Linked DNA regions of Homo sapiens: region 1 is linked to region 2. A link is an interaction called in ENCODE POLR2A ChIA-PET data of the cell type or tissue named here. Cell type or tissue: CD4-positive, alpha-beta T cell. All regions are shown on one strand. Links, peaks and the distances in the headings refer to the core of each region. The heading gives the core; the rest is flanking DNA. Region 1 has its middle 22 kb from the start of SELP. Region 2 overlaps SELL (selectin L).

What was found. ChIA-PET counts read pairs that join two places held together with the same protein. Peaks named below come from ENCODE experiments on the same cell type or tissue, not always from the same donor. Only the 100,000 strongest peaks of a DNase experiment are listed, where the experiment ranks them.
Region 1: POLR2A ChIA-PET joins it to region 2 with 5 read pairs; 9 of 35 experiments call an interaction of 5 or more read pairs at or near these places.

Annotation. Positions count from the first base shown.
Region 1 is chr1:169,643,208-169,660,148 of GRCh38, reverse strand. No RefSeq gene overlaps it. Among named protein-coding and RNA genes, the nearest start is that of SELP, 22 kb to the right of the region's middle. RefSeq lists an enhancer at 1,071-1,160. In CD4-positive, alpha-beta T cell, for the core only: no CTCF peak of the experiment used is centred there; no DNase peak of the experiment used is centred there; H3K27ac peaks cover 675 bases.
Region 2 is chr1:169,688,640-169,704,716 of GRCh38, reverse strand. SELL (selectin L) reads left to right here. Exons shown (of 9, transcript NM_000655.5): 5 at 1-149; 6 at 1,277-1,462; 7 at 3,029-3,157; 8 at 8,164-8,182; 9 at 12,915-14,050. The coding sequence ends at 12,933. Among named protein-coding and RNA genes, the nearest start is that of SELL, 15 kb to the left of the region's middle. RefSeq lists an enhancer at 7,796-7,845. In CD4-positive, alpha-beta T cell, for the core only: no CTCF peak of the experiment used is centred there; DNase peaks (open chromatin) are centred at 3,236 and 4,836; H3K4me3 peaks cover 1,489 bases; H3K27ac peaks cover 6,375 bases.

The DNA.
Region 1 (16,941 bases), core at 5,304-13,303, 50 kb after region 2:
TCATGTTGTTTTTGTCATTGGTTCTGTTTATGTGCTGGATTACATTTATTGATTTGTGTATGTTGAACCAGCCTCACATCTCAGGGATGAAGTTGACTTGATTGTGGTGGGTAGCTTTTTGATATGCTGCTGGATTCGGTTTGCCAGTATTTTATTGAGGATTTTCGCATTGATGTTCATCAGGGATATTGGCCAGAAATTTTCTTTTTTTGTTGTGTCTCTGTCAGTTTTTTGTATCAGGATGATGCTGGCCTCATAAAATGAGTGAGGGAGGAGTCCCTCTTTTTCTATTCTTTGGAATAGTTTCAGAAGGAATTGTACCAGCTCCTCTGTACCTCTGGTAAAATTTGGCTGTGAATCCATCTGATCCTGGGCTTTTCTTTGTTGGTAGGATATTAATTACTGCCTCAATTTTAGAACTTGTTGTTGGTCTATTCAGGGATTCAACTTCTTCCTGGTTTACTCTTGGGAGAGTGTATGTGTCCAAGAATTTATCAATTTCTTCTAGATTTTCTAGTTTATTTGCACTAGGTGTTTATAGTATTTTCTGATGGTAGTTTGTATTTCTGTGAGATCAGTGATATCACCTTTATCATTTTTTATTGTGTCTATTTGATTCTTCTCTCTTTTCTTCTTTATTAGTCTGTCTAGTGGTCTATGTATTTTGTTAATCTTTTCGAAAAATCAGCTCCTGGGTTCATTGATTTTTTTTGAAGGGTTTTCAGTCTCTGTCTCCTTCAGTTTTGCTCTAATCTTAGTTTTTTCTTGTCTTCTGCTAGCTTTTGAATTTGTTTGCTCTTGCTTCTCTATTTCTTTTAATTATGATGTTAAAGTGTTGATTTTAGATCTTTCCCACTTTCTACTGTGGGCATTTAGTACTATAAATTTCCTTCTAAACACTGCTTCATTTGTGTCCCAGAGATTCTGGAACATTGTGTCTTTGTTCTCATTGGTTTCAAAGAACTTATTTATTTCTGCCTTAATTTTGTTATTTACCCAGTAGTCATTCAGGAGCAGGTTGTTCAGTTTCCATGTAGTTGTGCAGTTTTGAGTGAGTTTCTTAATCCTGCATTCTAATTTAATTGCACTGTGGTCTGAGAGACTGTTTATTATGATTTCAATTGTTTTGCATTAGTTGAGGAGTGTTTTACTTCCTGTTATGTGGTCAATTTTAGAATAAGTGTGATGTGGTGCTGAGAAGAAAGCACAGTCTGTTGATTTGGGGTGGAGAGTTCTGTAGATGTCTATTAGGTCAGCTTGGTCCAGAGCTGAGTTCAAGTCCTGAATATCCTTGTTAATTTTCTGTCTTGTTGATCTGCCTAATATTGACAGTGGGGTGTTAAAGTCTCACACTATTATTGTGTGGGAGTCTAAGTCTCTTTGTAGGTCTCTAAGTACTTGCCTTATGAATCTGGGTGCTCCTGTTTTGGGTGCATATATTTTTAGGATAATTAGCTCTTGTTGCATTGATCCCCTTACGTTCATTTAATGCCCTTTTTGTCTTTTGTGATCTTTGTTGGTTTAAAGTCCGTTTTATCAGGGACTAGGATTCCAACCCCTGCTTTTTTTTGCTTTCCATTTGCTTAGTAAATATTCCTTCATCCCTTTATTTTGAGCCTGCGTGTGTCTTTGCATATGAGATGGGTCTCCTGAATACAGCACACTGATGGGTCTTGACTCTTTATCCAATTTGCCAGTCTGTGTCTTTTAATTGGGGCATTTATCCCATTTACATTTAAGGTTAATATTATGTGCGAATTTAATCCTGTCATTATGATGGTAGCTGGTTATTTTGCCCGTTAGTTGATGCAGTTTCTTCATAGTGTCGACGGTCTTTACAATTTAGTGTGTTTTTGCAGTGGCTGGTGTGGGTTTTTCTTTTCCATGTTTAGTGCTTCCTTCAGGAGCTCTTGTAAGGAAAGCCTGGTGGTGACAAAATCTCTCAGCATTTGCTTATCTATAAAGGATTTTATTTCTCCTTTGCTTATGAAGCTTAGTTTGGCTGGATATGAAATTCTGGGTTGAAAATTCTTTTCTTTAAGAATGTTGAATATTGGCACCCACTCTCTTCTGGCTTGTAGGGTTTCTGCAGAGAGATCTGCTGTTAGTCTGATGAGCTTCCCTTTGTGGGTAACCCAACCTTTCTCTCTGGCTGCCCTTAACATTTTTTCCTTCTTTTCAACCTTGGTGAATCTGACAATTACGTGTATTGGGGTTGCTCTTCTTGAGGAGTATCTTTGTAGTGTCCTCTGTATTTCCTGAATTTTAATGTTGGCTTCTCTTGCAAGGTTGGGGAAGTTCTCCTGGTAATATTCTGAAGAGTGTTTTTCAACTTGGTTCCATTCTCCCTGTCAGTTTCAGTTACACTAATCAAACGTAGGTTTGGTCTTTTCACATAGTACCATGGAGGCTTTGTTTGTTCCTTTACATTCTTTTTTTCTCTAATCTTGTCTTCACACTTTATTTTATTAAGTTGATCTTCAATCTCTGATATTCTTTCTTCCACTTGACCAGTTCGGCTATTGATACTTGTGTATGCTTCACAAAATTCTTGTGCTGTGTTTTTCAGCTGCATCAGCTCACTTACATTCTTCTCTAAACTGGTTATTCTAGTTAGCAATTCCTCTAACCTTTTTTTCAAGGTTCTTAGCTTTGTTGCATTGGGTTAGAACATGCTCCTTTAGCTCAGAGGAGTTTGTTATTATGCACCTTCTGAAACCTACTTCTGTCAATTTGTCAAAATCATTCTCTGTCCAGTTTTGTTCCCTTACAGGTGAGGAGTTGTGATCATTTGGAGGAGAAGAGGCGTTCTGGTTTTTGTAATTACCAGCCTTTTTGTGCTGGTTTTTCCTCATCTTCATGGATTTATCTACATTTTGTCTTTGATGTTGGTAACCTTCGGATGGGGTTTTGTGTGGACGTCTTTTTTGTTGATATTGATGCTATTCATTTCTGTTTGTTAGTTTTCCTTCTAACAGGTCCCTATGCTGCAGGTCTGCTGAGTTTCCTGGAGGTCCACTCCAGACCCTGCTTGCCTGGGCATCATGAGCGAAGGCTTCAGAACAGCAAAGATTACTGCCTGTTCCTCCTCTGGAAGCTTCATCCCAGAGGGGCACCTGCCACATGCCAGCTGGAGCACTCCTGTATGAGGTGTCTGTTGACCCTGCTGGGAGGTGTCTCCCAGTAAGGAGGCACGGGGGACAGGGACCCACTTGAGGAGGCAGTCTGTCCCTTAGCAGTGCTTGAGCACTGTGCTGGGAGGTCCGCTGCTCTCTTCAGAGCTGGCAGGCAGAACATTTAAGTCTGCTGAAGCTACACCCACAGCCATCCCTTCTCCCAGGTGCTCTGTCCCAGGGAGTTGAGAGTTTTATCTATAGGCCCCCGACTGAGGCTGCTGCCTTTCTTTCAGAGATGCCCTGCCCAGAGAGGAGGAATCTAGAGGTCAGTCTGGCTACAGCAGCTTTGTCGTGCTGCGGTGGGCTCTGCCCAGTTCGAACTTCCCGGCAACTTTGTTTACACTGTGAGGGGAAAACCACCTACTCAAGCCTCAGTAATTGTGGACACCCCTCCCCCCACCAAGCTCGAGCATCCCAGGCCAACTTCAGACTGCTGTGCTGGCAGTGAGAATTTCAAGCCAGTGGATCTTAGTTTGCTGGGCTCCATGGGGGTGGGATCCACTGAGCTAGACCACTTGGCTCCCTGGCTTCAGCCCCCTTTCCAGGGGAGTGAACACCTCTGTCTCACTGGTGTTTCAGGCGCCACTGGGATATGAAAAAAAAAACTCCTGTAGCTAGCTCGGTGTCTGTCCAAACAGCCGCCCAGTTTTGTGCTTGAAACTCAGGGCCCTGCTGGCATACGAACTTGAGGGAATCGCCTAGTCTGTGGGTTGTGAAGATCATGGGAAAAGCATAGTATCTAGGCTGAAGTGCACCATTCCTCACAGCACAGTCCCTCACTGCTTCCCTTGGCTAGGGGAGGGAGTTCCCTGACCCCTTGCACTTCCTGGGTGAGGCAATGCCCCACCCTGATTTGGCTCACCCTCCATGAGCTGCACCCACCATCTAATGAGTCCCAATGAGATGAGCCAGGTACCTCAGTTGGAAATGCAGAAATCACCCGCCTTCTGCATTGATCTTGCTGGGAGCTGCAGACTGGAGCTGTTCCTATTCAGCCATCTTGTCAGCCACTGGCCCTAAAAGTGGTTTTAACTGTGTGGTTTTGATTGCTTCTCCATCACTTATTACCCCTGCTGGCACCATTAGAGATGGCATAAATAAAGTGACTTTCCTAGACACTTGCCATGACGCTTTGTATTTAACTGTGTCTTTATATTACAGACACTTGTAGATTAAGTATCTTCGAAGGAGAGGAATAAGAGTTGGACAGCCTCTTAAGATATATAGAATCCTAGTGAGAATATTAATCTTCTATAGGTAATGAAAGCAATTCATTATTTCATACCAAAGACTAGGGTCTGTTAGTATCATCACCATTCTTGGGAATTGTGAAGTGAGTCATGTGCATGGAAGTGGGAGGAGTCAAAAATCTGGAGCTTTCCTCTGGGTCTCTCTCTCTCTTTTGTTTTTTTTTTTTTCTGAGACAGGGTCTCACTATGTTGCCCCGGCTGGTTTCAAACTCCTGAGCTCAAGCAATGCTCTTGCCTCAGCCTGCCAAGTGCTGGGATTATAGGCATGCACCACATCTGGCACGGTCTCTCTGGATCTCATGTTTTCATGGTCACATTTGGGAAACTCAGCTCACCTCACTCTTCAAAATACTGGTCATATTTTCCATTTTCTTAGTTTCTTGGTGTCCTATGTTAGGTGGTTGTTTGATAAATTTTCCTCGTACAAAGCAGATGCTCAACAATATTGATAATATGGAATGTCTACCACTCTCAGGGATGTTGACATTGGAGCAGAGGATCCTGAGTGCCTCAATCCAAAGAATAATTATTAAGTTTATTGGTTAGAATAAAAATAATAATAGGCATAACTTTATACAGCATTGACTATGTTTTAGGCACTATTTTAACACTATAAATGCATTCTTGTTTCATCTTCTTCTCCTCACTTTATGGATGATGCATTTGCTGAAGATCATACAGCTGATAAGTGGCAGAATTGTAATTCACTTGATCTTAGCCAAAAGGCTGAGAAGCAATGCAGAATTGTAATTCAATTCTAGCCAAATCTGTCTGATGCAGGAGTCAGGTTCTCAACCATTATAATATAGGGACTCTGTTTTGTACTGTGTATTTATTTTTCTGCAGTAGTAATTCTGCTTTTTACTGCATATAGCCACTATTTTCTTGCTCTATCATTTATTTCATTGAACCTGTGTTTTCTCCTACTTGTTCCCATTCTGTTGCCATATCGTCTTTAATCTCACTGGGCATAGGAAATAGCCAGTTGTGTAGAATATTCTTCTGATTCATAAAGTGAACCTCAGAGGAAAGGAGTTTCTCAGCTCTTGACTTTTTGTTTCTTTTCATTATAAAGCATTTGTTTTCTGCACTATTTAGTCTCCATGATTTTGACTTGTTGATCCTCCTTGCTATTCACAAATCTAAAAAGATGGTTTTAACTACTTGTCTTAAATGTTGGTATTTGAAGCTTCCTAGGACAAGGCTGAAGTAGCAGGCCATATGGGGTGACAGCCCTGACCCATGCCAGGTGGGCTGCCAGGGTTTCATTAACTAGGACTGGGGGTACAGGTCTTGGATCCCATTTCTGAGGTATGGTTGTGCATAGATTTTCCCACCACACACATCTGGCCACTGAGGTTAGGCACGTTAGAGGAGAAAGCCAGACTGTGACAAAGTCTTACTTGGTTGTGAGGCAGGGTAGAGGCTTTATATTATTATTGTTGTAGTTACTGAAAAATATTTACAGTAATAACATTGGAGACAAGCAGGTTGCTGACATTGCTACTTATTCCACAATATTCCTGAAATCCTACAGTCTGAACCAAGTGTGGAATTTTTCACAAACTGTGACAAACTGAGATCTTTTAGAGCAGAAGCATCCCTGAAATCACACCACAGTTGCTGCCAACTTGGCCTAAACACAGAGCCCAGTGGTGCTGGCATCTGTGAACACCCATCATGCATTTCACTGTGACTGTAGCACTTGACTTTTGCAGCTTTATACCCGCGTCATATATATTTTGTGAGGGTTTGAGACATAGTTGTGGCCCTATAGAGGTACACAGAGGAATGCATGCTGGCTGAGCTTTTGGACAAAGAGGGTCTTGGAAATCTGCATGATGATGTGGAAAGAATGTAGGCTTTGAAATCAGACTTGTCACTCTTGGCTTTAAAAACTGGCTCTAATATTACTAGTTCTGTGATCTTGGGTTTGGCAAATGACATGTTTAGTTTCAATTTTATCATCTGTAATATGCCAATCACACAGCATATAATCAACATGTCAAACTAATAATTACGTATTTTAAGTCAGTTTCTCTCACTAGTCCAAGGTTCATGAGAATGGAGAGTTCATGTCTTGCTCATTGCTATATTCTTACTATACCTAGTACAGTGTCTAGCAAGGACTAAGTGTTCAATAAGCATTTATTAAGTTAATAAGGAGCTCTACAATAAAACTGCTTGGGTTTTAATTGGAATTGCATTACATGCATAGGTCAATTTTAGGAATATTTACATTTTTATGAGTACACACTTTAGGATTCATGAACATATCTTTGTATTTAGGTTTTCTATGTTTTCAATAAAATTTTGTATTTTTGCTCTAAAGATATTATACATCTTTTGTTAGATTTATTCCTAGGTATCTGAAATTTTTACTGTACTGTAAAAGTCTTTTTATAAAAAAGCACATTTTAAAATTTTTGCGTTGATACTTAGAACTGCAACTCAAATGTACATATTATTTTTTAAGGAGCCAAGTTTTTAATTTTTCTTACTATTCTAGTAATTTTTCTGTAGATTCATTGAAGTTTTCTACCCAATGATATAATTTGCAAATAAAGACAATTTTATTTCTTACCCCCCAATCCTTATATCTTTTCTTTTTTCTTTTTTTTTCCTTATTGCCTTATCTAGGACATCTAGTACAATATTGCATAGAGACAGAAATAGTGAGATCCTGTCTTGTTATTCATCTTACAGGGAACAGTTATAGTGTTTCCCCATTAAGTATAATGCCCGTTACGGGTTTTCTTTGTAGATACCATTTACATATTATAGCAGTTCCCTGTCATTATAATTTTTTAAATAAATAAATGTTAGTTTATTGAACTTCTTTGTATGTTGAAAAGATTACATTTTGAATTATCTTCAATCTGTTAAAATGTAGATAATTATATCACTGATAATGTTAAATACATTTTGCATTCCTGGGGTAAATCCAAATTGTTTACGGTACACTATGCAATCTCTTTATTGTTTACATAGGTCACATAGGGAAAATTAAACTCAGAGAAGTTGAGCTACTTGCCCAAGGCCACACAGCCCAAGTATTTGTAAAAAGCAGATGACTGAGGCCAGACACGGCAGCTTATGCCTGTAATCCCAGCAATTTGGGAGGCCGAGGCAGGGGGATAGCTTGAGTCCAGGAGTTTGAGACCAGCCTGGGCAATATGGCAAAACCCCATCTCTACAAAAAATACAAAAATTAGCCAGGCATGGTTGCGCATGCCTGTAGTCCCAGCTAATTGGGAGGCTGAGGCAGGAGGATTGTTTGAGCCCGGGATGCGGAGTTTGCAGTCAAGTGAGATTGTGCCATTGCACTCTAGCCTGGGTGAGAGAGCAAGACCATGTCTCAAACAAACAAACAAAAAACAAAACAAAAAAAACCACACACACACACACACACACACACACACACACAAACAAACAAAAAAACTGAAACCTTGAAGTTCTGAGTAATATAGCCTGGATGAAATGGACTAATCATAAAAGGTGTTTAGGTATTGCCAGCAGACCACTTCATTTAGAAAGAACGAACCACTCTGCCCCTTGGATAACATCACTTAAAACTAAACTGTCATGCATTACTGCCCTCTGGGATCCCAAAGTTTCATTTAGGGTCATTGCAGGATCCCCATTATCTCTTAAGTAAATCCTCGGGGAAGCTATTAAACCTCTGGGTAAGACAATTCTCTGTTATTAGAAACCAGGATCATATAATTATTTGAGGATTAAAAAATTGGACTTGATTTGATTTTTCCAGCTAACTGACTTTAGACAGTTGCTATTTTCCATTTGTTTATTATATTATAATCTATTGTTTAATATCACAGTTGGAGTATGCATATATTTCAATCAGTGACTCATTTTGGTAACCAAGATATTCGGTTGTCAAAGTATTACTCCAAAATACATATTAAGTTTTTTAAGAATTATATTCAAATTCACGTTTATCAGACCAGAATTCCTCTCTTTGAATTTAGTGTGCTTCTAGCAATGCAGTCTCTGGCACACAGGGTTATGAAAAGACCCTAATTTGCTAAACAAGCCAACTGACCAGTCCTGCAGATAGAAGGTGAGCAAGTACAAAAGCAGCAGCCGTGAAACCCAGGGAACAGTCAGTGTTTGTGTCTTAGACACCTATATTTTCATTTAATTATTTTTAATAGGCTTTATTTTTAGAGCAGTTTTGGGTTCACAACAAAATTGAGCAGAAGGTACAGAAGTTTTCTGTGTATCCCCTGCCCCCACTCATCCATAGCCTCCCCCATTATCAACATCTGCTACCAGAGTGGTACATTTGTTACAATTGATGAACATAATTGACACATCATTATCACTCAAAGTCCATAGTTGACATTAGGGTTCACTCTCGGTGTTGTGTATTTTATGGGTTTGGACAAATGTACAATGATGTGTGTCCACCATTATGTTATCATACTGCCCAAGAAATCCTCTGTGCTACGCCTGTTCATTCCTCCACTTACCATAACTTGGCAACCATTAGTATATTTACTGTCTCCATAGTTTTGCCTTTCCCAGAATGCCATATAGTTGGAATTGTCTAGTATGCAGTCTCTTCAGACTGGCTTCTTTAACTTCAAGTAATTTGAATTTAAGTTTCCACCACATCTTTTCAAAGCTTGATTGCTCATTTCTTTTTAGCACTGAATAACATTCCATTGTCAGGATGTACCAGTTTATCCATTCACCCACTTAAGGAAATCTTGGTTGCGTCCCAGTTTTGGCAATTATGAATAAAGCTACTATAAACATGCATACACACGTTTTTGTGTGGACATAAGTTTTCAACTCCTTTGGGTAAAAACCAAGAAGTGTGATTTCTGGAACGAATGATAAGACTATGTTTAGTTTTGTAAGAAACTGCCAAACGGTCTTCCAAAGTGGCTGTAATATTTTTCATTCCCGCTAGCAGTGAATGAAAGTTCCTATTGTTCTACATCCTTTGTGTTGTCACACAAAGGATGTTAGCATTTGGTGTTGTCAGTGTTCTAGATTTTGGCCATTCTGACAGCTGTATAGTGGTATTTTATTGTTCTTTTAATTTGTATTTCACTGATAACACATGATGCAGAGCATCTTTTCATGTGATCATTTGTAAGCTGCACACATTCTTTGGTGAGGTGTCTTGTAAGATCTTTGACCCACTTTTTAACTGAGTGGTTTGTTTCTCAATGTTAAGTTTTAAATATCTTTTTATATTTTGGATAACAGTGCTTTCTCACGTGCATCTTCTGCAAATTTTTCTCCCAGCCTGCGGCTTGTCTTTTCATTTCTTTGACATTGTCTTTCACAGAGCAGAAGTTTTTAAAGTTAATGAAGTCCGTCTTAATCAATGATTTGTTTCATGTATTGTGCCTTTGGTGTTGTAGCTACAAAGTCATCACTATATCTAAGGTTATCTAGGTTTTTTCCTGTTATCTTCTAGGAGTTTTATAGTTTTGCATTAAATTTTCCATTTTGAGTTAAAATTTGTGAAGTGTGTAAAGTCTATGTCCAGATCTTTTATGCGTGTAGATGTTCAGATGTTCCAGCTCCATTTGTGCAAAAGACTATCTTTGCCCCATTGTATTGCCTTTGTTCCTTTATCAAAGATCAGTTGACTTTATGTTGGTCTATTTCTGGGCTCTCTAATCTATTCCATTGATCTATTTGTGCACTTTTTCACCAATACTGCACTTCCTTGATTACTGTAGCTTTATAGTAACTTTTGAAGTTGGGTAGTATTGGTACTTCAACGTTGTTCTTCTCCTTCAATATTGTGTTGGCAATATTGTGTTAATACACTTGGGCTGCAATAGCAAAATACCTTACACTGAGCGGCTTATAAATTTATTTCTCATGGTTCTTGAGGCTGAGAAATCCAACATCAAGGCATAAGTAGACTTAGTGTCTGTGCTCTGGTTCATAGGTGGTGACTTCTAGTTGTGTCGTCACACGGTGGAAGGGGTGAGCTCTGTGGGGTCTGTTTTATAAGGGCACTAATTCCCTTATGGTACAATCACCTCTCAATGGCCCCACATTACCCTGGGGGTTTCGAAATATGAATTTGGGGGACATACAAACATTTAGGCCTTAGTAGCAAATAAACTTTAGAATCAGTTTGTTGATATTGACGAAATAACTTGTTGGGATTTTGATTGAGGTTGCATTAAATCTAAAGATCAAGTTGGGAGGAATTGATATCTTAATAACATTGAGTCTTCCTACTCGTAAACATGAAATATCTTTCAGTTTATTTAGTTCTTTGATATCTCTCATCTGAGTTTTGTGGTTTTCCTCATTTTCCTTCTCTCTAAAGAACTTTTAAATATATTTTTTGCAAGGCAGGCCTACTGACAAGAAATTCTTTCAACTTTGTTTGAGAAAGTATTTCTCCCTCACTTTTGAAGGATTATTTCACAGGGTACAGAATCCTAGCCTGGTTGTTGTTGTTTTTTTTACTTCAATTCTAAATATTTCACTGTATTCTCTTCTTGCTTGAAAGGTTCTTAAGATAAGTAGGATGCAATTCTTATTTTTTTCCTCTATAAGTGCTATGGTTTGGATATGGTTTGTTTGTCCCCATCAAATCCTGTGTTAAAATTTGATCCCCATTGTGGTGGTGGTGGGAGGTGAGGCCCAGTGGGAGGTGTTTCAGTCATGAGGGTGGATCTGGTACAAATGGTTTGGTGCCATTCTTGTGGTAGTGAGTGGGCTTCACTCTGGTGAGACTCGTTTAGTTCTCACAGGAATGGATTAGTTTCCTCTGAGAGTGAGTTGCTGTAAAGCCAGGATGCCCCTCAGGACTGGTTCCTCTTCACATGTGCCCACTTCCCCTTTGACCTTCTCCACCATGTTTTTTGACACAGCACAAAAGCCTCACCAGAAGAGGGGCAGATGCTGGCATCATGCTTCTTATACAGTCTACAGAACAGTGAGCCAAATAACTCTCCTTTCTTTATAAATTACCCATCCTCAGGTATTCTTTTATAGCAATACAAAATGGACTAAGATACTAAGTAAGGTATTTTTCCCCTCTGGCTTCTTTTGGGATTTTTTTCTTTATCTTTGATTTCCTGTAGTCTGACAGTGATAAACCTACGGGTATTTTGCGGGGGGATTTATCCTTTTTGATGTTCTCTGAGATTTCTGTATCTGTGGCTTGGTGTCTGGCATTAATTTGGGGGAAATTATTAGTTGTTATTGTTTCAGATAACCTTCTAGTCCTTTGTCTTTTTCTTCTCTTTATGGTATTTCCATTACTCACATATTATATCCTTTGTAGCTGTTCTGGGTTTTTTCAGTCTTTGTACTCTGCTTTTCAGATTTGAAGGTTTCTGTTAAGATAGTCTCAACGTCAGAGATTCTTCCCTGAGTCGTCTCCAGTCTACTAGTAAGCCCATTGAAGGCATTCTTCCTTTCTGTTATGTTGATTTTTATCTCTATCATTTCTTTTTGGTTCTTTCTTCCATCTCTCTGCTTACATCATCCATATATTCATGCATGCTCCCTACTTTATCCATGAGAGCCCTTAGCATATAAATCGTAGTTGTTTTAAATCTTGATCTGATAATTCCAACATCCCTGCCATATCTGAGTCTGGTTTTGATGCTTGCTCTTTCTCTTACAAATGTGCTTTTGGCTTTTTGGTATGTCTTATAATTTTTTACTGATAGCCAGGCATAATGTATCCTGCACTGTTTCCCATAGAGATTATTACTTCAGTAAGTTGTGATTTTCTCTATTCTCCTGTTAGTCTTTTTAATTTGGCGGTAGGGGGTGGGGGTGGTGGCAGCAGTTTTCCCTGTGACCTTGCCTCTCTTATGGATCTAAGAAAAGCTTCTGATTTTTCAGTTTGTTCAGCTTTTTACTTATTGTTACATGGAGTGACAATCTTTAATATTCTTACATGCTAGACTGGAAAGCAGAAGTCCTTTATTTATTTTTCACCTTTATTGAGCCTGCCACCTTTCATGACTCACTGCTAGGGACTGCACCAAAGTCTTCAAGCTGTGAAGTGGCAAGAGGTGACATCCAAGGACATCTTTATGCAATGTCCTAAGTTTTTTGTGTTACTCCCCAAACATTATATATTGGGTAAGCTCCATAGTAATTAAAGTTAGAAAAATGAGATTTGTTGTTGTTGTTCTCTACCAGCTTGGCCAGGTTTCTTAAACTGGAAAATGTTGGAACAGGAGTAGGGGAATGGTCACCATCATATACTGTTGGCAAGAGTTCAAATTTATACTTTTATTTGAAGGATAATTAAATAATATCTGTCAATATTTCAAGTGCACACATACTTTGGTCTAGTAAATTCACTTCTAATAATTTTCCAAGAGAAATTATGGGACAAATATAGGCAAAGACACATATTCTAGAATGTTTTGCAGTTTTGTGTATGATAGCAAGAATTTATAAATAGAAAGATTTTCATCCATATGGGATATTTTGAATACATGATGGTGCATTTTACAATGAAATATTATGCAGCCACCACAAAGAATGATAGAGACATATTTATTAACATGAAAATATGTCCTTAATATATGACTTAACTTAAAATACTAAAATACAAAAGTAAAGCTTAAACCTATTTTTGTTGAAAATTATCTGTGAATATATGAATTTAAAATTCTAAAAGCATACCAACATGTTAATAGTGGTTGTTTTGGATGATTGTTTTCTTCTTTATGTCTTTCTGGTATGAGTCTTTTATAAGAGAAACATAATTTTTCTATTTTTATTTTAGAAAAAGACTGTTTTTGTGAAAATTCATTTTTATGAATTACATTGACAGATGAGTTACAAAATTTAAAAGTTTTATTTTAATAACAAAAAGAAAAACAAGCTCTAAAGAACACTTATTAAGCCAAGTTTAAGTACAAACAAGTCTCCTAAATTTAAATCCCCAATGACACCTTTTCCTCCTTCTTCATTGTTCAAAGGAAAGCAAATCCCTAGGAGGCTATTATGCCTTTTGGAAAGACAATTTCCTCTTATCGGGAGCCAGGATCACAGAATTATTTAAGGATAAAAAAACGGACTTGATTTGATTACTTCCAGCCAAGTGTCTTTATATAGCTGTTATTTTTCCGTTTCTTTATTTTATTATAATCCATTGTTTAACGTCACAGTTGGAGTTTATATATATTTCAGTAAATTACTCGTTTTGATAACCAAGGTATTTGTAAGAAAAGGAAATAATTTTTAAGCAGATGTGTCAATTTTGAAACATTGTTCAAAATTACCTTTTCACTTACAGGACTCATTCAGGGGCACTGTGGCCAGTGGTAGATGCAATTAAAGTTGCATGTATTCTATTCATACCTGGAGAATATGTATTCTCTCTGTAAGAACCCACTGGTTCAACTGTACAGCGAAACTCATCTTAGCCCCAAATTCAGAGCAGAGATACTGCTCAGGAAGCCATTTCCAAAAATACATCTCCAAATTTAACGGAAAGAAATCTACTATTTCTTAAGTTCTATTATTTTTTTGTTATTAAATGAAAAATTATTAATGGATAACATCCATGCCTTGCATGTGATGGGAACAAAACGTGGGTTTATGGCTCTCGAATGTGAAGACATTTAATGAGCTCTAGGCTAATAGGGTTTGTGGAGAGGATGCCAGTCCCACTAAGACAATGGAGAAGCAGTGGTTTTTTGGTTTTTTTTTTGACATGGAGTTTTACTCTAGTTGCCCAAGATGGAGTGCAATGGCATGATCTTGGCTCACTGAAACCTCCACCTCCCAGGTTCAAGCGATTCTCCTGCCTCAGCTTCCCAAGCAGCTGGGACTACAGTCACTCACCACCATGCCCGGCTAATTTTTGTATTTTTAGTAGAGACAGGGTTTCACCATGTTGGTCAGGCTGATCTCGAACTCCTGACCTTGGATGATCCACCTCGGCCTCCTAAAGTGCTGGGATTACAGGCGTGAGCCACCGCACCCAGTCAATAGTGGTTGTTATAGGCAGAAAACATCACTGCACTGATACATTCTATAGAAGGCTTATTGGAAGAGAGAATATTTCAGACACGACTCTGATATAACTTGAATTGACTATTATTATGAGCCAGAGAAATAAAAATAACACATAGTCACTGCAGTTGATAAACCTGCCAACCATAGAGGGAGACTGCTGTTCAGGCCCAATGTAGAAAAGGCAATTGTGGGCACACGGGGTACTTGTCACTCAGACAAAAGGCCACCAGCCTTGGTGCCTTTACTGAGCATGCAGCTGCCTGCACGGGCTTATACCTATGTACCTGTCTCTACTTTGGGCACCACAGAAAATGTAATTCCTAGGAACCTATGATAGGGGCAAATATTGAAGAAAAGAGAAAAAATCCATATTCACAAACTTCATAAGAAACTCATTATACTTTCTTTCTTATATATTCTCTTTCAGATATATATTTTAAAGTGGATGTGTAGTGTATGCGTGTGGTGGGAGAAAGGGTAGAATGCATTCCTCCCCTGCAATTCCTTTATGCCTAATATGAAATTGTTCAATTCCTAAAACCTAACAAATATTAGCATTTTGAGAAATAATAGAATTGAGGCTGGGTGCAGTGGCTCACGCCTGTAATCCCAACACTTTGGGAGGCCAAGGTGTGTGGATCGCTTGAGCCCAGGACTTCAAGACCAGCCTGGGCAACATAATGAGACCTCGTCATTATAAAAAAAATACAAAAATTAGCCAGGTGTGGGGGCACATGCCTATAGTCCCAGCTACTCGAGAGGCTGAGGTGGGAGGATCACTAGAGCCTTGGAGGTCAAGGCTGCAGTAAGCTATTATTGCAGTACTGTACCCCAGCCTGGGTAACAGAGTGAGACCCTGCCAAAAAATAAAAAAGGAAGGGAGGAAGAAAGGAAGGAAGGAAGGAAGGAAGGAAGGAAGGAAGGAAGAAAGGAGGAGAGGGAGGGAAGAAGAAATAGTACAATTGGCTGTCTAGGAAAATCCACAGCTTTACGGGAGGCAGTGGGAGGCTGACCTCACCTAGACTTGTGGGACTGAAGAAGAAAGCACGAGATGCACTTTGTGTCCTTTATTCTCTGTGCTTGGTTATTTCACTCTTTCTCTGAACTCTGGTGGCTCTCACCTGTGTGGGCATGCATTGTCTCATAGAGTTATATCTCCTTTCTTCGTGTTTGGCCTGTATCTCCAACTAGATTAAAATCTCCCAGAGGCAGTTTTTAATGCAGACTCAGCAAACTGAGTCTCCTATTTTTGTGAGGTCCCAAGCCCTAGAACAATGGCCTATGGAAAAGACACAATAAATGATTGTTGATGTTGCTGTTAACATTGATGGATGCTGGTTTGAGAGGTCTTATTTCGTTAATTGCTTAATCCTTAAACAAAAGTTTCTCTACAAGGATTGGCTTTTGTTCCACACACTTGCTAACACTTGTTGGCTCTTGTCTTTTTGATAATAGCTGTCTGTGATATCTTATAGTGATTTTGCTTTGCATTCCCCTGATGATTAGTGATGTTGAATACCTTTTCATATACCTGTTGGCCTGTTGGCTTTTTTTTTTTTTTTTTTTTTTTTTGAGACAGATCTTGCTCTGTCATCTAGGCTGGAGTGCAGTGGCATGATCTTGGCTCACTGCAAACTCTGCCTCCCAGTTAAAGTGATTTTCATGTCTCGGCTTCCCCAGTAGCTGGAACTATAGGAGTGCACCACCACACCTGGCTAATTTTTGTATTTTCAGTAAAGACAAGGTTTTGCCATATTGGCCAGGTTATTCTCCAACTCCTGGCCTCAAGTGATCCGCCCACCTCGGCCTCCCAAAGTGTTGGGATTATAGGTATGAGCCATTGCCCTTGGCCCCATTTTTATGTCTTCTTTGGAGAAATCTCTATTCAGTCCTTTGCCCATTTTTAAATTAGGTTATTTCCTTCTCTGCTATTGAGTTGTATTTTGAATATTAACTCCGTATCAGATATATGGTTTTCAAATATTTTCTCCCAATCTGTAAGCTATTTTTCCATTTTGTTGATTGCTTCCTTTGCTGTCCAGAAACTTTTTAGTTGGATATTATTCCATTTATTCATTTTTGCTTTTGCAGCCTCAACTTTTGGGGTCATATCCAAAAAATCATTGCCAAGACCAACTTTAATGAGCTTTCCTCCTGTGTTTTCTTCTAGGAGCTATGGTTTTGGGTCTTATGTTTAGGTCTTTTATCCATTATGAGTTGATTTTTAAGCAAAAAATTAAACTGGAGAAACACTTTCATAAACCATGGGATGTGCCTCTAAATGCTTAATTAGCATTTTTAATTTTTAATAAATGTTTCAATGAAAATTTTTAATGCATGTTTTTATAAATTTGATATCTATTTGTAATTTCAGAGATGTATCTCTAAAGAACGAATGATTGCAGAGACCTGGTATAATCATCATTGGAGGTAACATTCCCCTGAATGCATTAAAGAAAATGAATATTATTAGCTATTTAGTCTTTTATTACCTTTGATCATGGGAAACAGTAGGA
Region 2 (16,077 bases), core at 1-8,000:
TACCATGGACTGTACTCACCCTTTGGGAAACTTCAGCTTCAGCTCACAGTGTGCCTTCAGCTGCTCTGAAGGAACAAACTTAACTGGGATTGAAGAAACCACCTGTGGACCATTTGGAAACTGGTCATCTCCAGAACCAACCTGTCAAGGTGAGTAACTTCAGACTAGAGGTTTTGTCATGCAATCCTGGGCTTACAGTCAGAACATTCAGTAGAAGTTTGCTGAGAAGTCAAACTTAGGAGCCTAATTTAACCTAACTTTGTTTAACCTACTGTGATGTTTCTCAAAGGACTTATTCTAACTAAATTTTTTTGAAAAACCTCCCAAACAAAAAGTAAAAACCAAATACCCCTGAAGCCATCTCCCAGTGTGTAACATGACTTATAGCAATACAGCATGGTTATACTGTGTTTTTTATTTTTCTCATTGCCATTGCATAAATAATGTCTTGTTGAACCTCAGTTACATTTTGGTTCTTCTCCTCTCAATAACACCTGTTTTATGTGGTGTCCTACTTAATACCAACCAGTTTCCTTCCCAGGGTAGTGGAGGTCTTTCTTGGTTGTTTTATTTGGCTTATTCTTAAAATCACTTTTACTTTTCCTCATGCATAAACTTTTAGGAGAATAACAACTGAAAAACAAAAACACAATCTCTTGATCTTTTCAAGTTTGAAATAAGGTAGGTTTTTTTTTTTTTTTCATTTTTAACTGCCAACCTTATCTCCATATGGGAGAAAACCAATGTCATCTGAACTTACGAAGTTTTGGTTAACTTTTCTACAAGTATGCTCCTGATGCATTAGTTTAAGTAGTTTAATTCTTAGAAGTGCTATCAAAATCCCTTATTGAAATTATAAAACTGTCAACCCACCTACTGGAATTTACGGAAGTTGGACTTGCTTCAGTGAATTGGGATGTTTTTCAAAATGCTTGGGTAGATATCAGAACAGATGAAACGGCAGAGATTCTCTGAGAATATCCCATAAGAGCCCTTGATGCAGAGGCCATATGGCATGGTACTTCCAGCAGAAGGGGAGGGTCACCTTAGCTAGGGCAGCAGCCTGGAGTAGCTACTCCTCTCCCCACAGCTTTCAATGCTTCCTTGCCTTCATCTCTCATTCACCACCCACCATCATTCTCAAGAAAATAAAGCCTGGAAGCAATATCACAAGTAATGTAGTCAGGCAGCTTTGGCTAAAAATCCTTTGCTCAAGGGAGGGTCTCTACTCAGAAATACTGTTTTGTCTTTTTTTTTTTTTTCTTTTTCATTGAAGTGATTCAGTGTGAGCCTCTATCAGCACCAGATTTGGGGATCATGAACTGTAGCCATCCCCTGGCCAGCTTCAGCTTTACCTCTGCATGTACCTTCATCTGCTCAGAAGGAACTGAGTTAATTGGGAAGAAGAAAACCATTTGTGAATCATCTGGAATCTGGTCAAATCCTAGTCCAATATGTCAAAGTGAGTAAGTTTGTCCTGGAAAACTGAAATCTTAACGATGGAGCTGATGGATGAGCAGATATGAGGAAAGACATACATAAACATTTACATGTTGTTTTGCTAAGAATATGTGGCCTAGAAATAAATTTGTATGCTTAACTCACTGTAAAATCTTTGGCTGGTCTTTCCTCCTCCTTTAATGACAATCATTTCCTTTTTTTGTTCTCACCTCTTGCCATCTTAACTCCTAAAATCTGAACTCACTGATTTACTTTTTACCCATTCTTCTATTCCACTACAATCTAACATCTCTGTTAGCCCATTGAAATGCCTGTAAAAGGTCACTAATGACCACCTACTTCCCCAAATAATGGATACTCCTGAATCATCACTAAGCTAATGCCTCCAAAATCTATCTGTATATGAGAAGAATCATGTCTTGTTCATCTTTGTATACCCTCCACCTGACACAGTGCCTGGCAATAGGTGCTAAAGCAAATGCATGTTAAGCTAGCATGTGAAAGAATAGCTACCTGTGTCTGCTCCTGAGACTATCTGCATGGATGACAAAAGTCTTTAAATGGTAGGATCTACAGAAGCTGTCAGAAATGCTGATCTCTGTGTGCTGCGTGCCCAGGGCCAGGGAGTAGAGTGGATGAGCAGAGAGAGGCAGGGAGGCCTTTAGCAGAGGACTGTGTATTAGGCCTATCAGAGACATTTCCCTTTAAGGCCTAGCTAGTGTTCATTTCCTCCTCATCTTCATCAAGCCAACAGGTACCTTCTGTCTGGAGCTCCTGGGAACTTGAGCCTTCTCTCAATCATATATTTGGGTGTGGGGATCAAATCACCTTGAAAAGGTTCATCAAAGTAATGGGAAGAACTAAGGATAGAATCAGACCCTCTGCCAATATGTAAAAAAGTAGATTCCTTCAAATGTTAGTATCAGGAGACAGATTTTTTTTTATACCAGTATTTTCAAATAGAGGCTCCCAAATGAACTTAGTTTACACTTACAAGAGTATCTCTAAACATGCCCTTTTACTTATTCGTGAAGGAAGTAGAGGGAAGTGGTAACTACTGCATTGGAAAGAAATTAGTGCAGGTCCTTGGCATGTAAAAATCAAGTGCTTATTTTTGCACAACTGCTTTAAAGTAAAAGCATTAATGATTTCCTTTGACTGGTGAATTATCCAGTTCAGATCATTGGCTTTTATTTTTCCTGAAGTTGTATTAGGCTTTTAGCTCTTCTCTGTGTTTCAGAGTTCCAGTCATTGAACAAGTCCATGGAGCTAAATACAACGATGACCATTCTTGCCAACATTTTTAGGTGCATTTTCAGGAACTCTATGAACCACAAATCTGGGCATTGAGATTCTGTAGGCATTAGACTAGCAAGGCTGGTCCAGTCTTTGCCTATGCTGTAGACTCATCAGGGGCCTTCCCATGCCAGTTTCCTCATCTGTCAAATGGCATCAAATGGGCTACTACTGGGAGATGTAAGGAGGAAAAAAGTCAAATATCATGAGATAGACTAAGGAAATAATGCTGGTGGTCTCATGCTATGTGCCTTACTGATTTCTCTTTCAGAATTGGACAAAAGTTTCTCAATGATTAAGGAGGGTGATTATAACCCCCTCTTCATTCCAGTGGCAGTCATGGTTACTGCATTCTCTGGGTTGGCATTTATCATTTGGCTGGCAAGGAGATTAAAAAAAGGTATGTGAGTTTAACTTCACATGAAAAGAACACAACTTTAAAGTGAAAAAGAAAAAAAAAAGAAACCCACAGGAAATTAAATGTGATAGATTCAACACAAGCAGGATGCCAAGCTTTACATTCTAGAGCCATCAGTCCCTGGAGACATGTAAATCAGCCCAGGACACACCTTCATTAAAACAGGTTGGCTGATTTTCGCTTTTCATCTGATAAACTTTTAAAAATGTCTATTACCTTCAAGGCAGCTTGCTAGGCTGATAACAACTAAGTGAGATATTCTAATGGTTCTTTGCTCTTATGTAATTCTTTAATACTTTTTTTTTTTTGAGACAGAGCCTCACTCTGTCACCAGGCTAGAGTGCAGTGGTGCAATTTCAGCTCACTGCAACCTCCGCCTTCTGGGTTCAAGCTATTCTCCCACCTCAGCCTCCCAAGTAGCTGGGACTACAGGAGCGTGCCACCATGCCCAGCTAATTTTTTGTATTTTTAGTAGACACGGGGTTTCACTGTGTTAGCCAGAGTGGTCTCGATCTCCTGACCTCGTGATCTGCCTGCCTTGGCCTCCCAAAGGGCTTGGATTACAGGTGTGAGCCACCACGCCTGGCCTGCTCTTAATTAATTCTGAAAAAATGACACACTATCTCTGTCCTCTAAGAGCCTACATGCCTTGGATTTCAATGCTACAATTCCACTAGGAAGTGGGTCTAATGTCCACTAAGGTTTCAAGGCACTGCTCCCAAATACCTGACCTCTTCAAGAGTCACCTGGTTCCCAACACATGGGCATTGCATTAACCCTGGGAGAAATTCCCATGTATTCTCCCAAGTATCTATTCACCAAGGCCACAGCTCTAACCAAATGCACCATATATGCTTTCCAACCATCCGTCACTGGAGAGGAAAAGAGAAGGAGGACTGCCTTGAGAAGTTAACATCTGCTGCCCAGATTATCACTCCCTTTACCTTAAGGCATGAGTGTGTCTCAGCTTTAAAGTGTGAGCAACCCACTAGCCTGCAGCAGGCCTTGGGTGTATGGTGCCACATTTGGCCAAACTCACCTGGAAGAACCATTCAAGGCTGTAACATTCATGGACATTGGGCAGCTTTTAAGATATACCTGTTTTGGCCAGGTGTGGTGGCTCATGCCTGTAATCCCAGCACTTTGGGAGGCCGAGGCGGGCGGATCATGAGCTCAGCAGTTCAAGACCAGCCTGGCCAACATGGTGAAACCCTGTCTCTACTAAAAATACAAAAATTAGCCAGGCGTGGTGGCGGGCACCTGTAATCCCAGCTACTCGGGAGGCTGAGACAGAAGAATCACTTGAACCCGGGAGGCGGAGGTTGCAGTGAGCTGAGACCGCACCATTGCACTCCAGCCTGGTGACAGAGTGAGACTCTGTCTCAAAAAAAAAAAAAAAAAAGATATACCTGTTTCAAGTTCAGGGATGATCTCGAAACAATTGCTAACCAACTGCTCTGTGTTGCCTTTCTGTGGGCTCAGTTGATTGTCATTTTAATTTTCCTTCCATCAAATTAGTTAGTACGTATTCTGTTCACTGAATATGGTATGTAAAGGTTGCCCCCTGTCCATTTACACTGGCAATTACAAAAATATTATTTATCAGTCCCTAATTGCGTGCCACTCTGATCTTATCTTTCATTTAAATTTGAGAATAGTGGGCGCTAGGTAAGTTTTCTAACCAATCCAGAAAGACAAAGTGTGTGAGGGGGGTGGGGATTGTTGATATGCAAGAACTTCATTAGCTATGTATAACCTGAGAGCACTGAGCAGTTAAAATGTCTCTGCCCTTGCTATTAGAAATTCTGTGCTGATTGAATCTCACTATCTTATAGTATTATACAGTACTAAGTACTATACAGTACTAAGTATAAGTATCAAGTACTGCATTAAGGCAAAAGAAGAATGACAGTTTTCTCCAACCACTGATTATTCTTTCCATTGAGACTTCAAATCTTGACCCCGGTTGTCCTGTCTTTCTTCCTACCTTGGGCGATGATGGCAGAACTGACGGATAGAGAACAGGGTGGGTTATTACACACTGCCCCCTGGGATAAGGTGGCTATTGTCTAAATAATTTTAAGGACTTTGGGGCTGTAAGTCACCTTAATAAGGAAGCTATTTATTTCCGAATTCTAAAATCTTTTAATAAGTGTTTGTAGAATCAAAAGAATAGAATCAAACTCATTTGCATGTAGTGAGGGGTTAGCTGGCTAAGGCTGTTTTATAAGCAAGGGTAAAAAAATTAGAGGGGTTGTTTTTAAATTTTTTACCTTGGAGTCATTTCTGTACAAGATCTCAAACCGATAACTTGAAAACTGCTGTGGGAATCAGTGTGGGGCAAACAGGAAACAGATAACGGGCAGTTAGGCTAGTTACAGTTATGCCAACAAAGAAAACAGAAGCCCCAAAAGATCACTGGCTTGGTAGGAAGCTTAGGGTATCTTTAAGATAACATTAAATAGTCTTCATCTGTGGGCCAGGCACCTTGGCTGTCACCTCTAATCCCAGCACTTTTGGAGGCTGAGGCAGGAGGATTACTTGAGCCCACGAGTTCAAGACCAGCCTGGGCAACATGGCGAAACCACATCTCTACAAAAATACAAAAAATTAGTCAGGCATGGTAGCATGCACATGTAGTCCCAGCTACCCAGGAGACTGAGGTGGGAGGATCACTTGAACCCAGGAGGTCAAGGCTGCAGTAAGCCATGACAGCACCACTGCACTCCACAACAGAGTGAGGCCCTGTCTCAAAAAAAAAAAAAAAAAAAGTCTTCATTTATAAAACAACATCTTCCATTTTCACCAACTTACAAATGATTCTGCTTTCCAAAGATTTTAGTTGTAGGTTGGTCCTTTAAAACATGAAGAGTATTTTTCCTATGGAGGCAATGGTAGAAATAATGGCTACATTCCCAGGCTAAATCTAAGACAAAATATAGTTAATGGCATTTACAAGGATAAAAGTAAAAAGTCATAAATCTCTATGTGTGTGTTTAGGTGTGTGTGTGTGTCTATGTGTGTGTGTATATGTATATATATACACAGAGAGAGAGAGAGAGAGAGAGAGAATTTATAGGCTTTTTGGGTTCTAATAGTTAGAAAAAGGGCACAGGTAACTATTTAGAGCATGGTAGCCAATGAAGTGACTAGAGCCTTCACCCCTATTCTTCTGTCCTCAGATGAATCTTCTGACTCTAGCACTTTGTCCCCTGCCCTAGTAGTCTTAGTATGGAGACTTTCCCTCCTTTCTTTTAGGAAAGGAATAAGGAACAGTTCCAGAAACATGTGTCCTTGTGCATGGGCTCATCTAGACACATTTTGTGCACCAGGCATTATCATTTTCTGATTAGTCACTACCATTGGCCCTGTTTGGTAAATAAGGAAACCAGGGCAATGATGTTTTAGGCCAAATCTCAAAAATACCATATCAGCAGGACCCAGAGTCAGAGATTAGACTCCAGTCCAGATACATCTTCTAAAATCACTGGTCTTCAGATTTGTGAACTGGTTTTTTCCTCGGTTGGAAGAATTTCCCACCAGAACCAACACACAGGGTTAGACCAGGGCATGAAACTGAACACATGCCCCCTTAGTTCCTTTTTCTTCAAAATGAAACTCTCTCAGTAGGAACAGATTCTTACTCATCTATTGCTGTTAGGTTCATCATCCCTAAAAAAAATATTTATGTGAAGCTAACCAGAATCTGAAATTAATTCAGATTTGATTCCCCCTGCTCAAGTGCACTTGGTCATCAGCAGGCTGAATTTTAGAAGAAAAGATTTCAAATAGTAGTCTTTAATACTTTAAAGGATTAAAACAGTAATGCAACACTGTCTACGTGCTAGGACCTGAACTAAATACTTGGAAATATTTTATTTTATCAACCCAATGAGGATGATACAATTATTATGCCTCTTTAACAGATGAAGAAATTGTAGTTTAGAAAAGAAAGTAGCTGTTCAAATACACACTACACTACAGGTGGCAAAATAGGGCTTTCACCTGGGTAGGATGATTCTAGAATGCCACTTTACAGCCACTGAAATATATTGCCTCCCAAATGATTCTTTCTGCTCAAAGAGTTTTTTTTAAGTTATCTACTTATTTATATTCTGCTTTTTTCAAAAAGAATGTGAGAACAGTACAAAATGTGTTCAGTATAGCAAATTAAAATTAATTAAAAAGTAAGAAAAAGAAGCCAATTTGGGCAACCCACTCGGGTCCCCTTCCACGCTGTGGAAGCTTTGTTGTTTCGCTCTTCGCAATAATAAATGAGCTTGATGTTTTATTGAGTACAAAAAAAAAAAAAAGAAAGCCAAATTTAAACTTAGGGTACAAAAATCATTTGGAACCAAGGTTGAAGTTATGGCACAAAAATGTATGTCACAAAGTTTTATATACTTGGTAGGAGAGGGTCTCAGATCTAGCTCTGAGTTTCCTTACAGCCAGTCAAAGGAGAACCATGTGATATTCCTTGTGTTTGTAAGATAAAAACACATTAGTTACTCAGATGAGGCTGCACAATTCCTACCAACAAGACCAAAGTGAAATTCTCTTGTGGATTCTCATAGAGATGATGCTGTGAGCTGTAATGGCACATAGTTTTACAGTATTAGCAGCTGTCCCTCAAGGGAAGAATCTGCAGGTAGGATGAGATGGCAGATTGGGAAGGGATAAACACTTGAATGGACATATTGGGTCTTGCCACCAGGCAATTTAGCAATTCTGTCTTCTTGAGTAGCACGGAGAATGGAATGGAACCTCAGGAGGCATCTGCATCAACATGTCTGTTCTGTATTAGTGTCTACCACTGTTTATTAAGCCAGTTCCTCAAATCTCCTTTGACACAGATAGGGTCCACCTAACAAATACCTAATATACTTCAAAAGACAGTTTTGAGAGTGGGAGTCTTCCTTCTCCCTTACTTGAAAAACTTTAAATTGTCTAATTTTTGCTAATGCCTTTTCTCTATTTTCTATTTTCAGGCAAGAAATCCAAGAGAAGGTAAGTTTTATTAGTGGCGAGGAGTTTCCACATCTGCTGATTCATTCTCTACTTCCTTAAGTTACTTCCTGCTCTAGCTAGACACATTAACCCCATAGTAGTTTATTTACCTGGGGTCCTCATCCAAATGACCAGATAAGGTGATAAATCTACTAGCTTCCTTTCAGAGCTGTGCTTTTTGGTGCTAGTGGAGCTGAATGAATGAATGAACGAACAAGTAATCCCTATTAGAAAAGGGCAGTTTATGTAAAGGGAGATTTTTCTGATTACCTCAGAATTTTTTCTGAGGGTTAAAAACATTGTGGTGTGTTCTTCTTGTTCTTAAATATATTATTTAAGAAATATTCAATTGAACAAGCACTTATTGAGAAATGAATAAATGCTTATTCAATTGACTATTTGCATTCAATTGCTCTAACAGGCATTGTCCTTCAGAAATGTGGGAAAGATAGGGAGCATGAATTCTACCTACAGCTTCCCCAAGGAGGCAAGTATTTTTCAGTTTGGTCTTGAAGCTCAAATTTCTTCTACTGGAGAAATAGCACAGTGGGAGGAGATGCAGACATGTGAAAGTTGATGGCCCACCTGGCAGAAATGAAGATGGAAAAATATTTCTCAGTATCTAGGGTTTAGTGACTTGCTCTGGAATTTTAGGAAGGAGAGTTTAAGTAAAATAAACTATGAAAGGAGGACTTTGGTGACATATTCAGTACCCAGCTGGACAACTGAGCTTCCTTTAAAATGCTAGAAATGAAGTGAGATGATTTCTGAAGGGATTGGATGCTGGTTTGGGCAACCATCCTACCAATCACAAACTTAGTATGGGCCATTGCTTAGAATGCAAAGGAAAAAGTGGGGAAAAATGAGGCACCAGAAGCCAGATCATAAACTAATGTATAAGCCATGTGATATGGGCTTTATCTTGAGGTCTTTTGGGATATCACTAAAGGGGTTTAAACAGTGAGTAGCCTTACCTCTGGCATCTTATAAGGTCACCCTGCAGAGCAGTATGGCAAGTGTGGGAGACAGGTGAGCCTGGATTCAAAGAGACTTGTTTTGGAGGCATTTGCAGTTATTAGATTAAAACCGATGGCGCCTGTCTAGGGAACTAGTAGTAAGAATGGGTTCATGAAATAAGAGGAGGTGATATTAACTGAATGTGTCTGTTAATTGGCTAAAAGTGAGAGAGAAGAATCAAATTATCATCTTTCTCACCTGGAAACTGGCGGATGGTAGTCCTGTTTACTTCTGAGAAGGGAACATAAAAGAATGAGAGGTTTTGGAGGTAAAGATCATGGGTTCAGTTTTGTACTGAGCTTTGGGTGTATGCACATCATTCACTGTGGCTCATTGGACCTATCCAAAGCACAGAGGCTATGGCAGGAGAAGTGGATTTGGGTCCCTCACATTTCAGGAGGTAACTGCCATCTCAGGAGTGGGTACTATCATCCAGGGAGGGTGTGAGTGCTTTAAGAATGGAAGAGGACCTGGGAGAGAGTATGGGAGCCAGAGGAACATCATTATCTAATAAGTCACCTAAGGGAAAGAGAAATGAAAAGATGTTGCCAGGCAGGGAGAAGGAAGAGGAGAAAGAGTGTGGGGTAATGAATGCCAAGGAAACAAAGAAAGGGGAACGGTTTCAAACATTGCCAAGAGAACCAGTAAGTATCCCCTGGATGCAACAAGGGTGTCAGTGGGGAGACTATTTGCAGTGCAGACATCAAGACAGAGGTCAGACGGCCAAGCATTGAGCATTACTGAGGATGAGAAAGTAGAGACAGAACAAGCAGTCATCTCTTTTAAAATGTTTGGCTGTGAAGGAGAAGTGGGGCAGGGGTAACTGGATGAGGATGTACGATCAGTGGAGGTTCTTTTTATTCTTTTTAATTACTCTGTCTTCTCTTTACTAGTGCAAATGGAGTCTAGTGAGGAAAGGCTTCTTTCTCTGGGCTGGTCTCCCTATGTCTGTGGCAGGAAACCCACAGATGTGAAGATTTCTTTCAAACTCGCACCTACTGAGTGAAAGTATTTTCTGGCACAATCTACCCAGAGCTGTTTTCTGGCTACCGGAACCACCTGTTTTAATTGCCACTAGATGGAAGCAGATCAACTAGATTTTTTTTTTTTAAGATGTCCTTGAGGCACAGGAGGAGAGACTGGCTGGAAGAATATTAGCAAAAAGCTAATTACCATGCTAAGCAAATTGCTATATTAAGTTTAATGGTTCACTGATTTTTTATAATCAGTCAATTAATAGTTGTTTATTGAACATTTTTGTGTTGGAAACTGCTAAGCTTTCTTGAGACAGCAAGAGGAGTCAGCCTGGTCCCTGATTTCAGGAAAATTATTACCTAGCTGGGGAGTTAAGACAGGAATATAGAAAGAAAAAAATCAGAAAAATACAAGGCAGAGCATGGTAATGGCCAATGGGTGCTATATTTAAGAAGGAAAAGGTCATTTGGCTTGGTGGTTATAGAAAATGTTATAAAGAAGGTTGCTTATGAAGAATAGATAGGATTTAGGTATATGGAGAAAAGCAGGAAAGGAAGGCAGTCTGTAGGAAGGAAATTGTGTAAGCAGTGGTATGGTAGTGAGACTATGAAAGCATTTTTCAGGGGCCACTGAGCAGAACTTTCTTGAGCCCATGGCTTATTGAGGAGTTGTGGAGTTGAAGTTGGAAAGGAAGGCTGGCCCCAATAACATAAGTCTTGAATGCTTCACCAGATGGTCTAGAAAGGCCTAGCAAAGAAGAATTATTTGCCCAGCTCTCATTTATTGACCAAGGCTGTATTAATTCATAAGAATCACAGAATTCTAGGTCTGAATATGATCTTGGTGGATATCACATTCAAACTCTTTTTGTAGTTGAACTAATTAAGTAAGTTTTCTATAGGCCTTGAGCAAGTGACAGAGTTAGTTACAATAATCATAAACCTTTATCAAATATTAATTCCATGTTGTATACTGTTATGAATGGTTTACATGTCTTAAATCATGAAATATGCCTTTAAGTCTGTGGGAGAAGGGTCTATGAACATCTTCATTACTGATAAAGAAACAGGCACAGAGAAATAAAATAGCCTGAGGTCACAATAAATGGCAATGCTGAGATCCATACTCATTTGGATCCAGGAATCATGCTCTTAACGCGTATGCTTTTAGAACTCAAGACCCTTGACTACCAGCTTAGAGTGGCAAGTCCCAGGCACCCTCCTTTTCCAGTAACGTGGTTTTTTTTTTCACACTGAAACCATTGTGTGACGGCACTGAGGAAGGGTGGGGTAGAAGTATGGTGTGTTTTTAGAACAAGTCAAAGGTAAAATGAATACTATCACACTAAACACCATGAGCCTTTTTTTTTTTTTTTAAGTTCTTGGGTGAATTTTCATAGTAGTTTGTGTTCATTTCTATTAGCTTTTGAATGGTGAATGAATGACTCCTTGGGCATTTGTGGTTTCATTTCTTGCTGGGTTATTTTGACTCTTCTGCAAAATGACTCTGTTTATCACCTCATTTGGTTTCTACTGTCTAAATTCTGGCAGGATAGAAGCTACACCCAAGATACACAGGAAGATATGATGCCAACCTCAGAGGAGGGCATATGTGAAATTTTGTTTTCAGAAACATTTTTTTGTCTCTATTTTGGCAAGCACATTTGCAGCTGCTGAACTGTGGTTTACCCTGACAGTTCATCATGAGACCAGCTCCTCAGAATCTGGTTCTCCCTTTGAAAGGTGCTGTGAAGACATACCATATTTCATTCTCTCCTTGTCCTTTCCAAGAATAAGACAGTTGTGTCACACAAAAAAAGTGTCACTTATTTCTTTAAACTAAATGTGTTACCATCTCATTAAATTATATCCCAGGATATAATTTATCACGAGTTTATAACCACCACTATTTCATGAGTTTAAATTTTCTCCAATTTCACTTTCCATTTAAGCATGCCTTCTAATTCCTTGACTTTCCACTGCTCAAAATCAATCTACAGCTGGGCTCGGTGGCTCACGCCTGTAATCCCAGCACTTTCGGAGGCCGTGGCAGGTGGATCATGAGGTCAGGAGTTTGAGATTAGCTTGGCCAATGTGGTGAAACCCCATCTCTACTAAAAATACAAAAATTAGCTGGGTGTGCTGGCACGTGCCTGTATTCCCAGCTACTCAGGAAGTTGAGGCGGAAGAATCGCTTGAACCCAGGAGGCCGTGGTTGCATGAGCTGCCTCCGTGCCACTGCACTCCGGACTGGGCAACAGAGTGAGACTCCATCTCAAAAATAAATAAATAAATAAATTAAATTAAATTAAATTAAAATAAACATAAATTTAAAAAATCAATCTACACTGTCCTTCAGACTCATTAGATCTGGAGACAAAGACCGTATGCACCACAAAAATTTCTCCAAGTGGGGTCTGTGCGCCAGTGGCATAAGCATCACTAAAGAGCTTGTTAGGGGTGCAGAATCTCAGGCTCCACTCAGACCTACTGAATCAGAGTCTGCATTTTAACACCATCTCTGAGTGGTAAGCACATGAAAATCTGAGAAGTGCTGCTACTAGGGTTTGCTTACATTTGTTCATCTTCAGAGGTTCCTAAAGCCTGGCCTCTTGTCTGAGATTTCCAGCTGAAAGCATTTCCTTGCTCCTCTTCTCATCTCTAATGAATATTTACCTTTACTACTAACACTCCAAGTTTTGCAATTTTTAAACTCTTATTATCTTTTGTTTTTCTTTCAGTATGAATGACCCATATTAAATCGCCCTTGGTGAAAGAAAATTCTTGGAATACTAAAAATCATGAGATCCTTTAAATCCTTCCATGAAACGTTTTGTGTGGTGGCACCTCCTACGTCAAACATGAAGTGTGTTTCCTTCAGTGCATCTGGGAAGATTTCTACCTGACCAACAGTTCCTTCAGCTTCCATTTCGCCCCTCATTTATCCCTCAACCCCCAGCCCACAGGTGTTTATACAGCTCAGCTTTTTGTCTTTTCTGAGGAGAAACAAATAAGACCATAAAGGGAAAGGATTCATGTGGAATATAAAGATGGCTGACTTTGCTCTTTCTTGACTCTTGTTTTCAGTTTCAATTCAGTGCTGTACTTGATGACAGACACTTCTAAATGAAGTGCAAATTTGATACATATGTGAATATGGACTCAGTTTTCTTGCAGATCAAATTTCACGTCGTCTTCTGTATACTGTGGAGGTACACTCTTATAGAAAGTTCAAAAAGTCTACGCTCTCCTTTCTTTCTAACTCCAGTGAAGTAATGGGGTCCTGCTCAAGTTGAAAGAGTCCTATTTGCACTGTAGCCTCGCCGTCTGTGAATTGGACCATCCTATTTAACTGGCTTCAGCCTCCCCACCTTCTTCAGCCACCTCTCTTTTTCAGTTGGCTGACTTCCACACCTAGCATCTCATGAGTGCCAAGCAAAAGGAGAGAAGAGAGAAATAGCCTGCGCTGTTTTTTAGTTTGGGGGTTTTGCTGTTTCCTTTTATGAGACCCATTCCTATTTCTTATAGTCAATGTTTCTTTTATCACGATATTATTAGTAAGAAAACATCACTGAAATGCTAGCTGCAAGTGACATCTCTTTGATGTCATATGGAAGAGTTAAAACAGGTGGAGAAATTCCTTGATTCACAATGAAATGCTCTCCTTTCCCCTGCCCCCAGACCTTTTATCCACTTACCTAGATTCTACATATTCTTTAAATTTCATCTCAGGCCTCCCTCAACCCCACCACTTCTTTTATAACTAGTCCTTTACTAATCCAACCCATGATGAGCTCCTCTTCCTGGCTTCTTACTGAAAGGTTACCCTGTAACATGCAATTTTGCATTTGAATAAAGCCTGCTTTTTAAGTGTTAACTAGTTTGCCTAGTTTGTTATTTTGAAATTATCATATGTTTTGTTTTCTCCCCAGTGAGATTACATGCTCCTTCAGGGCAGAGTTTGTGTCAGATCCCTGGAGTATCTAGTGCATTACTTGACACTCAATAAATGAATGTTCAAATAAATCAGAAAGAGCATACAGTGCACTGCTGATATAAGTTTCAGCAAACCCTCTTTCTCTATGGCATCTGATGACCTGGGCAGATATCACCTAATGTCAACAGCTGAATTCTTATGAGAGAATAGAGCCCTTTCAGAAGCTAGCTGGAAATACCTCCTTGTCCCATGGCCAATATAGATTTCATACAAATTTGCACACATTATGAGAATAATTTTTTGGTAATGATTACACTTTTCTTTCTCAAAGACATCTCAGATTCTGTATTATAGCAAAAGCTGTTGCAAAAGATTCTCCCTATAGTACACTGTAAATCTTGGATGTGCAAATCACATTCATGTGGTTTAGGGTACATCCCCTGGAGGTGTACAGTGCACACGTGCACAGACACACATGGCAACCCTGACAAAAATGTTTATTCCACTAACACATCAGGGCCAAGGAACCCAAATGGACACTACTCCTTGTAATTATGATGTATATAGATTTAAAAATAAAGTTCTATATTCAAGCTCTAGGATTCCTATATGATCTTAGGAATTACATAATAGTAATCCCATAAATCAAGATTCATAATATAAAATTCTCCAGAAACCTTGGTCTTAACCTCCCTGAGACTTACTTCCTATGCCCATAAAACAAGAATGAAATTTGCCTTGCTTACCCCACAGGGTTATTGTGATGGTACCTTAAGTATGAAACTGCTTTGTGAACTGAATCTGAAACACAGACTTTTTTTTTTTTTTTCCTCACTCAAATCTTACCTTTCATGCTTTCATGGTGTAAGATTCTGGTTCTTATCCTAAGGCTGGAACAGATGGAGCTCTGAGTCCTTATCCTGAGATTAGAAGCCAGGAAGTCTTTCACTTGTGTTCCAATAGGAACTCAGCCCTCAGATTTTCACTGCACAGGGTCAGCTCTGCCCCCTGCACTTCTGCTTGCGGGAGGAGGAAGGGCCTGGGACAGGGAGTCAGAGGCATCAGTGGGAACCCTGCCTCTGTCTCCGTGATGTGACCCTGGCCAGTTGTTACTCTCTCTGAACTTCAGATTTATTTATGAAATGGGGATCCCATTATCTTTGTCACATGATTGTGCTCCACATTTTATGAAATAACTCCTCCTATGCTTTACTCAGAGTACCAAGTTCATGAAATTGTCAGAGTCCCAGGAACACAGAATTATTCATTCCTTCTGATTTGTTCACCCAAGATCAATGTGCCTGGGCTGTATTATTGTAGTTTCCTACAGAAATAGTTCACCAAATTAAAATCTAATTTTTAAAAAATTAGCTGGGCATAGTAGCACATACCTGTAGTCCTAGCTAGTCGGGAAGCTGAGGCAGAAGGATTGCTTGAGCTCTAATGATTTAATGAGAATAGAAAGAAGCAAGAAAGAGGCTTCTTGTCCAAATTGCACTGTGGAAAATGAATAAATGTATTCTTTAGACATCTATATTTTTCCCCTTAAACTTCCTCCCATCTGCCAGTTGACTTCTCTGTACAGTTCTTTCTCCAAAGTTCTTTGCATTGCCCTCTTTCAACTTCAGCAATTTGATTTTTCCCTTCTGTTCAAATGTCCTATTATGGACATTTTATGGAAAGAAAATCTGCCATCACCATAACAGCCTACCCACCATTTATGACAAAGGACAGGGAAATTATTAGGAGAAATAATGAGATCTTTACTTCCCTTTGGCCTTTGTGGCCTTGTCTGATCCAGTGGGCCCCAACATTTTATGAGATATATACAGCCTTCCCTGCGAGACTCTGAAAGGGTTTTAGTTAAAAGTAATATAATAATTATCACGCGTGTCGGTGTGAAGAGACCACCAAACAGGCTTTGTGTGAGCAATGAAGCTTTTGAATCACCTGGGTGCAGGTGGGCT